Linked DNA regions of Homo sapiens: region 2 is linked to region 1. Evidence: chromatin contacts called from ENCODE Hi-C or POLR2A ChIA-PET data. All regions are on one chromosome and are shown on one strand. The core of a region is the stretch at or near the end of the contact, and the rest is flanking DNA. Distances in the headings are between cores, read along the strand shown. Region 1 holds the start of ACP1 (acid phosphatase 1). Region 2 has its middle 51 kb from the start of LINC01874.

Region 1 (5,843 bases), core at 253-2,752:
CCGCGCTCGCCCTGTGGCCCCGCGACCCCGGCGCCAGGTGTTGGGGGGACCGGCCCTTCCCTTCCGGGTGTGAGGGGCTGGCCCTTCTCTTCCAGGTTGGGGGGCTGGCAAACTCGAACCTCGCCGGCGCCCTAGCCAAGGCCTCCTCCCCGCGCCTGCCGCGGGTTCCACGCACATTCCAAGCGCGCGCATTCGACCCAAACTTCAGAGACGCTTCTGTGGAACGGAAGGATGGTCGCTGACACCTCGCCGTTCAAATATCAGGAAGTTAAAAATAACACGACCATCGTCATCATTCCAAACTTCGGAATAGCTTTTCTAAAAATGGAAAAGACGGTGGCTAAACTTCAATCAAAATCGCTGTGGTCAAGAAAGTCCTGGAAGCTGCTCTATCTTAACTTTGGGCGGTTTGCGGTTAACAGACGCGCGACCTAGAAACCCCAGAGGCATCGCCGGTTTTCCCGTCCTCCTCCTCCCACCACCGCCCAGCTCTTGAGAGGGGAGGGTGCTGCCGGACAGGTGGGTCCCCGGGTACTCACTGCTGCCCGCCCGGCCGCGGCGCCCCGTCCCGAGGCTGCCCAGGAAGAGGAAGGCGCGCTGCCCCGCCCCGCGGACAAGGAGGCCCCAGCGAGGGCGTACCTGCGGCAGGTGACGAAGGAGGCGGCGCAAAACACCCGCCGTGTACGTTTCGCGGGACAAAAACCACGCGCCCGCCGGGCCGCGCTCAGGCCTTCGCCCTCAGGGACTTCGGAACCGCCCCGTCCTCAAGATCGAAAAGCCCAGAGCCCCGCGGCGGCTCCAAGCACGGTGTTGGGGGTGGGGGTCTCAGGGAGCGCCCAGGCCCAAGGCCGCCCTGGTCCGGCGTGGACCCCGCGGGGCTCAAGGCAGGTTCCCCGCGTGACCCGCCCAGCCCCTCTATGCGAACTCGAACGACAGGCACCACAGCCCGCCACGTGCGCGAGACTCGCGCTGTGCCCCAACCCAGGTGGGCGGCCCGCGGAGCCGCGAGGCCTGAGCCCGCCCTGCAGGTGACCCGCGGCCCTTCCTCCTCCAGGTACCCCTCTCCTGCGGCCCCGTCCCCTATAGGTAACCTTTACCTCCCGCGGCTCCTTCCCCTCCAAGCGACCCGCAGCCCCGCCCCCTCCAGGTGACTCCCCCCCGCCAACCCCCGCCACCACACACACACACCCCCTCGCCTTCCGCGGCCCTACTCCCTCCAGGTGACCCCACCCCCGCAGCTCCTCCTCCTCCGGACAACCTGCAGCCCCGCCCCTGCAGGTGAACGGCGGCCCAGTCCCTGCAGGTGACCCGCGGACCCTCCCCGCCCGTCCTACTACCGTCATAGGACCGCCTCCGCAGGCGCACTGGAGCCGATTGCGCAGGCGTGGCTCTCACACGCGCTGCCCTGTTGGCGTTGGTGCGGGACTGCGCAGGCGCGCGGGGCAAGAGGGTGGCAGTGCGCCTGCGCCGCGTCGGCGTGCGGAACGCCGCGGTGTCTCGGCGCCTCTGCGCGCGGGAAGATGGCGGAACAGGCTACCAAGTCCGTGCTGTTTGTGTGTCTGGGTAAGAGGGCGCCGACTTACTCATGTTCTGACGTCCTCTGGAGAGTTGGATCGGGCTTGTGCGCTGTAGGTTGTGCCGCCGGCCTAGGAACCATGAGGGGGAGGAGGCCAGGGACTGGGAGGCCTAGGGTGTTCTAGGAGTGTGCCGCAGCGCCCCTGTTCCCCATCCGCCCCGTGCACCCGCCCAGCCTGCCCGCTAAACCTGGGTCCCCTCGCGCCTGCCATATATCCGGGGCTCTTGGCATCTGCAGCCACAGCCCCTACAAGCCAAGGTACTTTCTTTGCGACTACTAGAATCCCTCTCGTTCCCCTCCAATGGGCCCAGGTAGGCCTGGAGGTTGTCGGACTGATGTGGTCTCTTAGGGGCCTCCTGAGTCCTATGACAACATTGTTTTGTTTGCTAGTTTCCTTAGCCCATGCTTAGATAGGGATCTGAGTTAAAGGGAGATGAAGTTTTACGGTTTCGGGTTTCTTGATTGTAAAAGCCAAGCAAAGGAGACCTGGAGGTCCCTATATAACTTTGGCCCATGAAAAATGAAAGTGTATTTTATTAATGGCTTTTCAGGAACTTTCCAGCTTAAATTATTTTCACTCCTAGAATTTCAACACTTAGCTTGCCTTACTTCAAACATAATTTATTTTCCGTTTGGTCTTCAGGGATCTTCCTTTGGTGTAGCACTACAAGGTTATATTCCTCGGTGCCTCCACCCTGAGAGGAAGGCCTAAATTGTCAGTAGTCCGGTTACTTAAAACCTTCTGTGAGTTTGCATTTCCTGCAGTTTCTGTTTATTTTTACAGACTCCTCACTTTATCTCCTGTACCTTTTCCTGCTCACACCCTCGGGACACTGCCTTCCAGAACCTTTCGTTGTTCGGTAGCACTTCACATGCTTACTGAGCCTTCATCGCTGGGTGCCCATTATGCATTTTGCCTGGAAAGCCTTTTTATTTTATAAAGTCAAACCTAAATATTTCCTCCTTTGCTTTCCCAGATCATGAGTTGCTTCCTTATCGACATCTTTTATTACACAAATTTTACTATAATTTGTGTAATATAGTAAAAGATGTAATACAGAAAAGGTGTGATTCCTTATCGACATCTTTTATTACACAAATTTTACTATAATTATTTGATAGTCTGTTGAAATCCCAGCTGAGTTTAATTTTGTCGATGGCAATAACTGTGGCTTATTTTTCATTTTGTTTTCAGCTTTAGGACAATATATGATAAACGCTGACTAGGTTTTGTAGAAGTTAACTTCTGTGAAAGACGAATTAGAAGGCTTACCTTGTTTCACATTGGTAGTGGGCATCATTTGATTTTTAAGACTCATTGAAGGCTGAATGATGAAATCAATAAGTTTATTAAACAGTAGTTTGGTTAAGGATGGTTACTAAATAATATTCCATTCCCTTGTATAGTTTTGGTTGGTATTGTCGATTATGCTGGCATAATGCATCATGGTTGCTGTTAATGGGGAAGTGTATCCTTGCATATACAGTAGTCCCACTTTAGCTGTAGGGGATACATTCCAAGACTCCCCAGTGGATCCCGAAACTGTGGGTAGTACCAAACCCAATTGCTGTCAATTGGAACATGTGTCTGCTCGTTTCTTACACCCACAAATGTAATACCGTTGCCACCTTAACTAAGCATTTAAAACTGTGGTCGCAACTTTTGCAGTTTGAGGCAAGACAGCAGACGATCAGGAATTTCTTTTTCCTTGTTTACATTTTCATGGATAGAAGATTTGTTCGTACTGTAGATCTTAGTAACCTCGGTATAAGTTTTTTTTTTCTTTCCATAAGAAGTCAAAAACTTTCACCTTTTTACTTAAGGGTAGTGCTTATGGCTTCTCTTTGCCGTATCTGAATTGCTAGCTTCACTACTCTTATGATTTCGGGCCATTATTAGTAAACTAAGGGTGACTCGAACTCAGGCACTGTGATAGCATCACAATGGATCTGATAAGCTAGAGGGCAATAGGTGGATAGACAGCATGGATATGCTGGACAAAGACGTGTTTCACTTCTGGGGCAGGACGGAATGGGATGGCATGAGAATTTATCCTGCTACTCAGAACAGTGCACAATTTAAAACTTAGGAATTATTTGTGGAATTCTTCATTTAATATTTTCCAACTGAAGCTGACCATGGGGTAACCATGGAAAGCAAAACCTTGGAAAAGAGGGGACTATTGTATTTCAATACAATTCAGTGATTTTTTGTTGTTGTTGAGCATCTACTATATGGCATGCATTCCTCTAAGTGGTGTGGTGAACACAACAGACAAAAATCCCAGCCTCTCTGGAGCTCACGTTCTCTCAGTCACCAGCAAGTATTAATTGATGTGCTCAATCGGTTGATGTGAAGATTAAGAAAAATAGAGCAGAAAAGGGGAATGGGAGTGGAGTGCAGTTTTGAGTGGGATGGTCAGGGAAGGCCCCACCTGATAGATGACTTTTGAGTAAAGACTTGAAGGAGGTGAGGAAGCAAGCCTAGGATATTTTGGAGAAGCATCCTGAACCCAGAGGAAAGCAGGTAAAAGTTTTGAAGGGAGAATACTGGCCATGGTCATGAACCGCAGGGAAGCTGCAGTGGCTGGGCCTAGTGGCCAGATAGTTTTTCTCAGTCAGGATTCCTCATCTATACCTGAAAATTTAGCAGATAATTTGAGCGCCTGTTTTCTCAGTGCTTCCATTGTAGATGTATAGGGAGAAGTTAATTCCTTATATACACTGGTCCTTTAGGGCAGGAGTCTGCAAACTCTTTGTTTAAAGAACCAGATTATAATTATTTTAGATTGGCTTCACATGACATACAGAAAGGGTGTAGCACAAAGTAGCCATCCATATGATGAACCTGGCTGTGTTCTAGTGGATCTTCATTTGTGGACATCAGAATTGGATGGAACTCTGTATAATTTTCACATGTCACAAGGTACTCTACTTTTAGATTTTTTCCAACTACTCAACAATGTAAAAATTATTCTTACCGCTGTGGGCTGTACATAAAGGCAGTGGACCATGAGCCGATTTTCAGACCCCTGTTTTAGGTCCAGATCTTGGGAGGCCATGTGAAGACTTGGGCTTACTCTGAATAAACATTGGAGGGTTTTGAGCAGAGGTGGGAAGTGATCAAATTTAAGTTTAAAAAAGAAGAGTTTCAGCTGTTGTTTTGAGATGAAACTGGAGGTGGAGCATGCCTTTACTGGTTGCATTCTGAGGGAATTTGAGCGGTAAATGGCATTTTACTTGGTAGCCATATAGAGGACAGTAAGAGTTGTATGCTTTTGAAATGTAAAAAACTTTGTTCATTCAAAGCATTTGTTTGGACCCTATTGAGATTGAAGTGTAGAAAAGCATCAGAGGTTTTTCATTGGTGAAGCTAATGATGGAAAATAATTGAGCTCCTTACTACAGCACAATTATGAAGGGTGCTTTATGTTTTTGCAATAGAGACTTATTAGTGAAGATGATGCAGGAGCCATGACCCAGCCAGCATGGTTGGTGGAGATAGCACATGCTGGTGGAGTCACTTTACTTCTGGGCTACACCCATACTGGGTGCTGGGTCTCTTACCAGGTATAGCAGACACAGCCCCACCCTCCCAGAGCCTATCTGCCTTTTATGAGTCTCCATCCTTGAATTGAAGATGCTGAAGAAGGGTATAAAATAGTCTGCCTAATTTGGAAAAGACAAACTTGAGACTTTACAGATTGAAACATTTTTTAAAGGCATTTGAAGATGGAATGTTCTGTTTTTAGAACTTGTTTGATAGGCGAAACCTGAAGTACATGCAGTGTTTCACTGATGACCGGGGTGCTCCATTTTTTCATAACAAAATTTGGTGGCATCAACTTTCGAAATCAACAGGGCAAGCTACTGCTAGCCTTTAGGACAGTTAATAATGCAAGTTTTCATATTGTTGTGGGGAAAGTAAGCTGTTATTTTACAGTTAAAGATAATTATTTGTAAACGTGTGGGGCTAGTCTTTATTATATTTTTAGATGCTGAGATACTAGGCATCTGTTGTTCTACAGATCCAAAATAATAATTGTCTTAATTTGGAATACAATGTTTGCTGTTAAAAATATTCCCAGGGTATATGGTGACAAGTAAAAGAGTTACACACCCATGGGAAGCCTTTCAATAATTAAAATAGTGCTGATGACAATACCTGTTTAGAAAACTAAACAAAATTTAGAATGTCGAAAGGAAAAACTTCACAACACAAATTAGCATATAGAGGGTATTCAAGGCTAATTTGTTGTCTTTCCCT
Region 2 (5,866 bases), core at 1,261-3,760, 180 kb after region 1:
GAATGAGACATTCCATCTCCCTGGCTCCAAGGCAGCCCGGAAGAGAGTAGAGGCAGTGAGACGCAGGAGGTGCAGTGCGGTGCGCTCCAGGTGGCCTCTGACAATGCCCAGCACGCGAGATCTTTATCATCTTTACTCGGATTAGCGGCCCCTGCACGTGGCTGGGCCTTCAGGGAGCGGTCACGTGGGATCGGATTGCTGCTGACTTCTGCCAGTTGCTGGTGTTGCCTGGCACATGGGTTAGCTGGTATTAGCTCTTTCCAGCCAATACACGGATACGCCTCTGCAAGGGAAAATGTACGTAATGTTGAAAAGAGACACACACATTCTGTTTTTATCAAGAATTTGCAATGTAGATATGAATCTTCCAACTCCTTTTTCTTCAAGACTCTTTACATAGAATTAGAGTCTTTGTTTTTAGCATTCTATATAATGCATCAAAATACCCAGAAATATGGAGAAGCGGAGGTCTGAGGAAGGGAAGAACGTCGAATGGTATGTTTAGATATTTCACAGCGGAACTCTTAGTGTGACACATGTGTTTATAAAAAGTACCACTTTCTACATATCTTGCTCTAACAGTGAGGGGAAATAGGGTTTCTGCAGAGCGCTCAGAACCCAGGGCGCTAAAACCACTTTGTGACCTGGACACCAGGGAGCCAGTTGAACTGAGCCACCTTGTGGGAGAAGCGGCCGCTGGTGCAGTGGACAGGGCAGGAGCCACGGAGGCACAGAGCTGGGTGCTAGGACCCTGCATGGGGCACTGCTGGGCCAGGCCAGGGCAACTGGGGGGTGCCATGCAGGGCAGGGGCTCCTCTCTGAGCCGGAAGACTTGGATGTGTGCGGCCACAGCTCCAGGCCCCCGACTATAAAGCTGACTGTGGTGCTTTTGTGTCCCATTAGCATCGTTCTCTACTTATTAATTGCACATGAGCTAATTTGGGTCCTGGAGACACTCTCTGTAGCAGAACAAACTGTACTTTCGAGATCCTCACAGACGCCCGGGAACAAAAGGCCAGCCAGCGTGAAGTACAGCGTGAGCCGTACTTTGCACCCTATTCGTGTTGCGCGGTTCAAGAATGTTGGCTGCAAAGTCTTGCCAAGCTCCTTTTCCAAAAAAATGTTCTTTTTGGTCTTAGAATGACCATCCCATCATGCAGCAAACTAAGCATGATGGTCATTTCCGCATCTGCTTGGCAGGGCTGCAGTGCCAGTTACTTAATCAAACACTCTGCTAGGCGTTGCTGTGAGGGTATTTTGCAGATGTGACTGCCTCTGAGGGGGCTGACCCTTGATAATGTGTGTGGGTCTCATCCAATCTGTTGAGGCCTTAAGAGCGAAAACTGAGGTTTCCTGTAGAATAAATTCTGCCTCAAGACAGCAGTGGCATCCTGCTGCGTTTCCAGCTGCTGGCTTACTCTGTCACTCTCAGACTTGCCAGGCAGACCCCACGATTGCAGAAGCCAATTACTTCAAAGTAACTCTCTCTCTCCCCCACTCTCTCTCCATATAAGTGTATATATTCTCTATATGTATATACACACATTCACTCCCTCTAAATACATACAGATTCCTCTTGTGGGCTCCGTTTCCCTGGAGCACCCGGGCACCCTAGCCTAAGGGACTGCCACAGTTTTAGTGGATACTCTTCAGTGTCTCCTGCCTGTGATCTCCTTTTCTGATAGTGGGTCTACAGCTTTGTTAACCAAACGAATCTCCACACCCAGTGCTGTTTACAGCACGTGCCACCTGCTCAGGTGAGTTGGCCGCGGGTAGATGGAGCAGGCAGAGCCCAGGCCTCGGGGAAGCAGGTGGAGCAGAGGGTGGGGGGATGGAGGACAGGGCACCGTCTGTTCCCGAAAGACACGAGATAGGAACGTGAAGACCACCCTTGAGAAATGGGCTGTGGGGGCTGTGCCCAGCAGGACAGGGCAGCTGCTGGGTGGGCTTCGGGGCTTGTGGAGACCACCGGCAGTTTCAGATGGCAGACATTGGTGATGAGACGTTCCCACCCCGTCTCACCTTTCAGCCCTTGGAGCCCTTCTCCCGTTTTCTTGCCCTGCCTATGGGCTGGCATCTCCATGCTTGCTTCTCTTACGAGAACCTGGCCCACTACAGACCACTGTGACAGTCACGGGAGGTCCTGGAATGACTTAAAAGAAGGCAACACTGTCTGGAGGTTCCATCACATTTTAGCATCTTTGTGGCTTCTCCAGGCCCCAAGAGTCAGGCTCTGCCCAGGTCCAAGTCTGGCTCAGAACAGAAGCCTTCACAGACATTTTATGACGAAGGCGTTCAGTTGCCCTTTCGATTTCAGCCTGCTTCCCTCACCACCCTGACCAACATCCCAGAGAGGAGGCAGCACCAGTCTGTGTCTATACAGTGCCTTGATTTGAAAAATACTACAATAATTACAGAACTGTGTGTTGAGGCTCCGTAGACACTTACAGGCAGCATCCCTGGGAACTGTGTCCCTGTGAGGCTGGAGAAAGCCACAGAGACAGGATCTGGCTTTTCGGAGGGCAAGCGCGTGGTGGAGCAGGCGTGGGGGGTGCCGCGCTCTGTGTCACCCAGGCTTTGCAGCCCTGCAGCCCCAGCTTGGCTCTCTCCCTCCACCCTCCCGACAGCCCAACTTCCAGGCCAGTTTCCACACACACGCCCTGTTTACTGTGGCGCGAACTCTGTGTCCTGGAAGTAACATCAAAACTGTGCTTTACTGTAAAAGAGCATTTTCATGTTCACTCATAATGAAAGTATGAGAAGCAGGGAAACGATCAAGGGTCAGCTTCTCAGAAGCAGTCACTTCTGCAAAATGCCATCACAGCAATGCCTAGCTGAGTGTTTGGTTAAATAACTGGGACTGCAGCCCAGCCCAGTGGACACCAAAACGACCATCACACCGTTTGCTGTGCTGTGAGATGCTCACTGGGAGCGCCCCAACAGCTGTGTGCACACGGGTGAGTCTTCAGGAGACACCAAAACGACCATCACACCGTGTTTGCTGTGCTGTGAGATGGTCACTGGGAGCTCCTCCACAGCTGTGTGCACACGGGTGAGTCTTCAGGGGACACCAAAACGACCATCACACCGTTTGCTGTGCTATGAGATGGTCACTGGGAACTCCCCCACAGCTGTGCACACACAGGTGAGTCTTCAGTGGACACCAAAACAACCATCACACCGTTTGCTGTGCTATGAGATGGTCACTGGGAACTCCCCCACAGCTGTGTGCACACGGGTGAGTCTTCAGGGGACACCAAAGTGACCATCACACCGTTTGCTGTGCTGTGAGATGGTCACTGGGAGCTCCCCCACAGCTGTGTGCACACAGGTGAGTCTTCAGGGGACACCAAAACGACCATCACACCGCATTTGCTGTGCTGTGAGATGCTCACTGGGAGCCCCCCACAGCTGTGCGCACACGGGTGAGTCTTCAGTGGACACCAAAACGACCATCACACCGTTTGCTGTGCTATGAGATGGTCACTGGGAACTCCCCCACAGCTGTGTGCACACGGGTGAGTCTTCAGGGGACACCAAAACGACCATCACACCGCGTTTGCTGTGCTGTGAGATGCTCACTGGGAGCCCCCCACAGCTGTGCGCACACGGGTGAGTCTTCAGTGGACACCAAAACGACCATCACACCGTTTGCTGTGCTATGAGATAGTCACTGGGAACTCCCCCACAGCTGTGCACACACAGGTGAGTCTTCAGTGGACACCAAAACGACCATCACACCGTTTGCTGTGCTATGAGATGGTCACTGGGAACTCCCCCACAGCTGTGTGCACACGGGTGAGTCTTCAGGGGACACCAAAGCGACCATCACACCGTTTGCTGTGCTGTGAGATGGTCACTGGGAGCTCCCCCACAGCTGTGTGCCCACGGGTGAGTCTTCAGTGGCACTTCCCACCCCCCACACTGCCCCTACACAGCCACCTCCTCGGCCATCATGCTGGTCTCTAAATCAGCTGGGGGATTTGAGGAGGGAACTCTGCCAATCACTTGGATATTGACTTGGAGAATCACAGACAGACTCACAGACAGCCCTCCCTGGAGAGGGGGCCCGCTTCCCCAAGTCACCAAGCAGCGTGGTGAACAAGGTGAGGCCCTGGCCTTCGCGCCTCCAGGCTGCCCACAATCACCTCCACACCTGTGCGGCTCTGCTCCGGACCGCGTCTCTGCTCTTCGCCTCCCTTGACTCCCAGGGTTCCCTGCGTCTCGTCACTCACAGTGTTTCCACATTGGCCAGTGAGCACCACCTCGGGCCCCTCCTCAGATCCACAGACCGGAACCTGCCTGTTAGCAAGGGCGCCGGCAGCTCCTCTGCAGACTGAAGTCTGAGCAGCTTGGCCCACAGCACTTGCTTGGCCGGTGCCTAGCCTGCACTGTGGGTCGTGTGTCTGTCCACTTCTTACCAACCCAGGCGAGGCCAAGGTCTGTGCAGGAAAAATCCCACCCCGTGTGTCCTTCAATCCCACCCCAACTTTTCCAGCGTTTGTTCCATGATATGTATTTGAAAGCCGTTGGTTCATGGTTGGTTGAAGTGACTTATTTTCAGAGACAGTCTTTTACATCTATTATTAAAATAGCAGCTAACTTTTCTCAAAATGCACACATAATACTGAAATGGATTGAGGTGAAATTAAAGGTAATTAGAGAACTTTGTACATTATATTTTAATTTGCAGTAAACTGTTTCTCTTTCGTTGTATAGCCCTTCAAAAACAGAGTTCACACTTACGCCAAACTTAATAGAGCTCAGGTTCTGTAATAGAATGAGAAACCGCTGTGATAAATCATTCCTGTCACTTGGAGAGGGCGGGCACTTCCCGTTAGCCTTTCTGATGGCTGATGGTTCCGAGGAATTCTTCTAGGAAATACTCAGAAGGTTTCTGAGTGTTGTGAAGGTAAAAAGGATGGTGTTGCAGTTGCAACAAATCATCACCCACAAAATTGATTTTTAAAATCCCAGCCCAAGGAGTCTTTTTCTACACCTGTTGAGGGCTGTGGAGAAACAGGACGCACCCACTTCCCTGAAGTCCCGTTGTGGGGGGCTCTGCTCACCCTTTCTGAGTCTTCTGGGCTATCTTTGGACTCATGTCTTTTTAGCAAAGAGAGATACCTGTTTGTTTTACTTTTCAGAGTTAGACACACAATACAAATACTTTAAAGTGGCTGATAACAGCATTTACGTGGCATTCACTATGCACTGGCCTCTGTGCAAAACGTCCGGTGGGTTCTCTTTCGTTGTTTATGTGCACTGCTTTGTTATAAAGGGTCTACAAAGGATTCAGAGGAAAAGGTGCCAGGGCGAGGCTCGTGGGCGGGTGCTGAGCTTCCACCCCCTCTCCAGCGACCCCAGGAACCTCCACGTGCTCAGCTGTCCTGAGCTCCATTTACGTTCTCTTTACAACAGTGTGGGGCTTAGGTAACCTGAAGGCCCTGAGAAGTATTGGATCCTTTTTAAATGGGGGAGGAACCCGAGACAGCCCTGGTAACTTGGTCAAGGCCACCCACTTGCAGCAGACACGGCACCAGGATTTGAACCCAGACACAGCACTGGGATTTGAACCCGGGCACAGCACCGGGATTTGCTCGGCGTGAAGTAAAGATGGGCTCGGGCGGAAGCCTCCCATTCCATGTGTGCCCTGCCTCTTCCACTGGCAGAAGCTATGTTCCCCCCATCAGGCTGGAGCCCCTGTGCCCTCTTCTCCCGGGACCCTGGCCCTGGAGGTGAGGGGCAGCATGAGAATCTCAATGACATGGCAGAGATTGTGGGGCGGCTTCACACGCGTGTTTCAGACCCGTGCTCCACTGCGACAAGGAAGCGTCCCCCACGTCCTACAGACAAAGTCGCGCCC

The links. Hi-C counts contacts between places; a loop is a spot of excess contacts on that map. ChIA-PET counts read pairs that join two places held with the same protein, here RNA polymerase II (POLR2A). Pooled maps may share reads with other maps.
Region 2: a loop to region 1 is called in a map of CD8-positive, alpha-beta T cell, with 3 times the contacts of the local background. The contact joins the enhancer-like site here to the promoter of ACP1 in region 1. A Hi-C loop is called at or near these places in 8 of 168 maps with a recorded cell type or tissue (B cell, CD4-positive, alpha-beta T cell, CD4-positive, alpha-beta memory T cell and 3 more), 3 of 37 single-sample maps with no recorded cell type and 11 of 50 pooled maps. POLR2A ChIA-PET finds 5 or more read pairs at or near these places in 1 of 52 experiments (activated CD4-positive, alpha-beta T cell).

Annotation. Positions count from the first base shown.
Region 1 is chr2:263,445-269,287 of GRCh38, forward strand. It overlaps ACP1 (acid phosphatase 1), which reads left to right and starts at 1,503. Exons shown (of 6, transcript NM_004300.4): 1 at 1,503-1,563. The coding sequence starts at 1,521. It overlaps SH3YL1 (SH3 and SYLF domain containing 1), which reads right to left and starts at 588. Exons shown (of 10, transcript NM_015677.4): 1 at 540-588. The coding sequence starts at 540. RefSeq lists silencers at 484-1,063, 1,134-1,213 and an enhancer at 1,564-1,613.
Region 2 is chr2:439,146-445,011 of GRCh38, forward strand. No RefSeq gene overlaps it. Among named protein-coding and RNA genes, the nearest start is that of LINC01874, 51 kb to the right of the region's middle. RefSeq lists an enhancer at 5,502-5,866. Within about 2 kb of position 2,511, at least 6 of the 41 ENCODE cell types and tissues checked have a DNase peak (open chromatin) inside an H3K27ac peak, as active enhancers do; they include B cell and CD8-positive, alpha-beta T cell, where a contact is called at or near this core.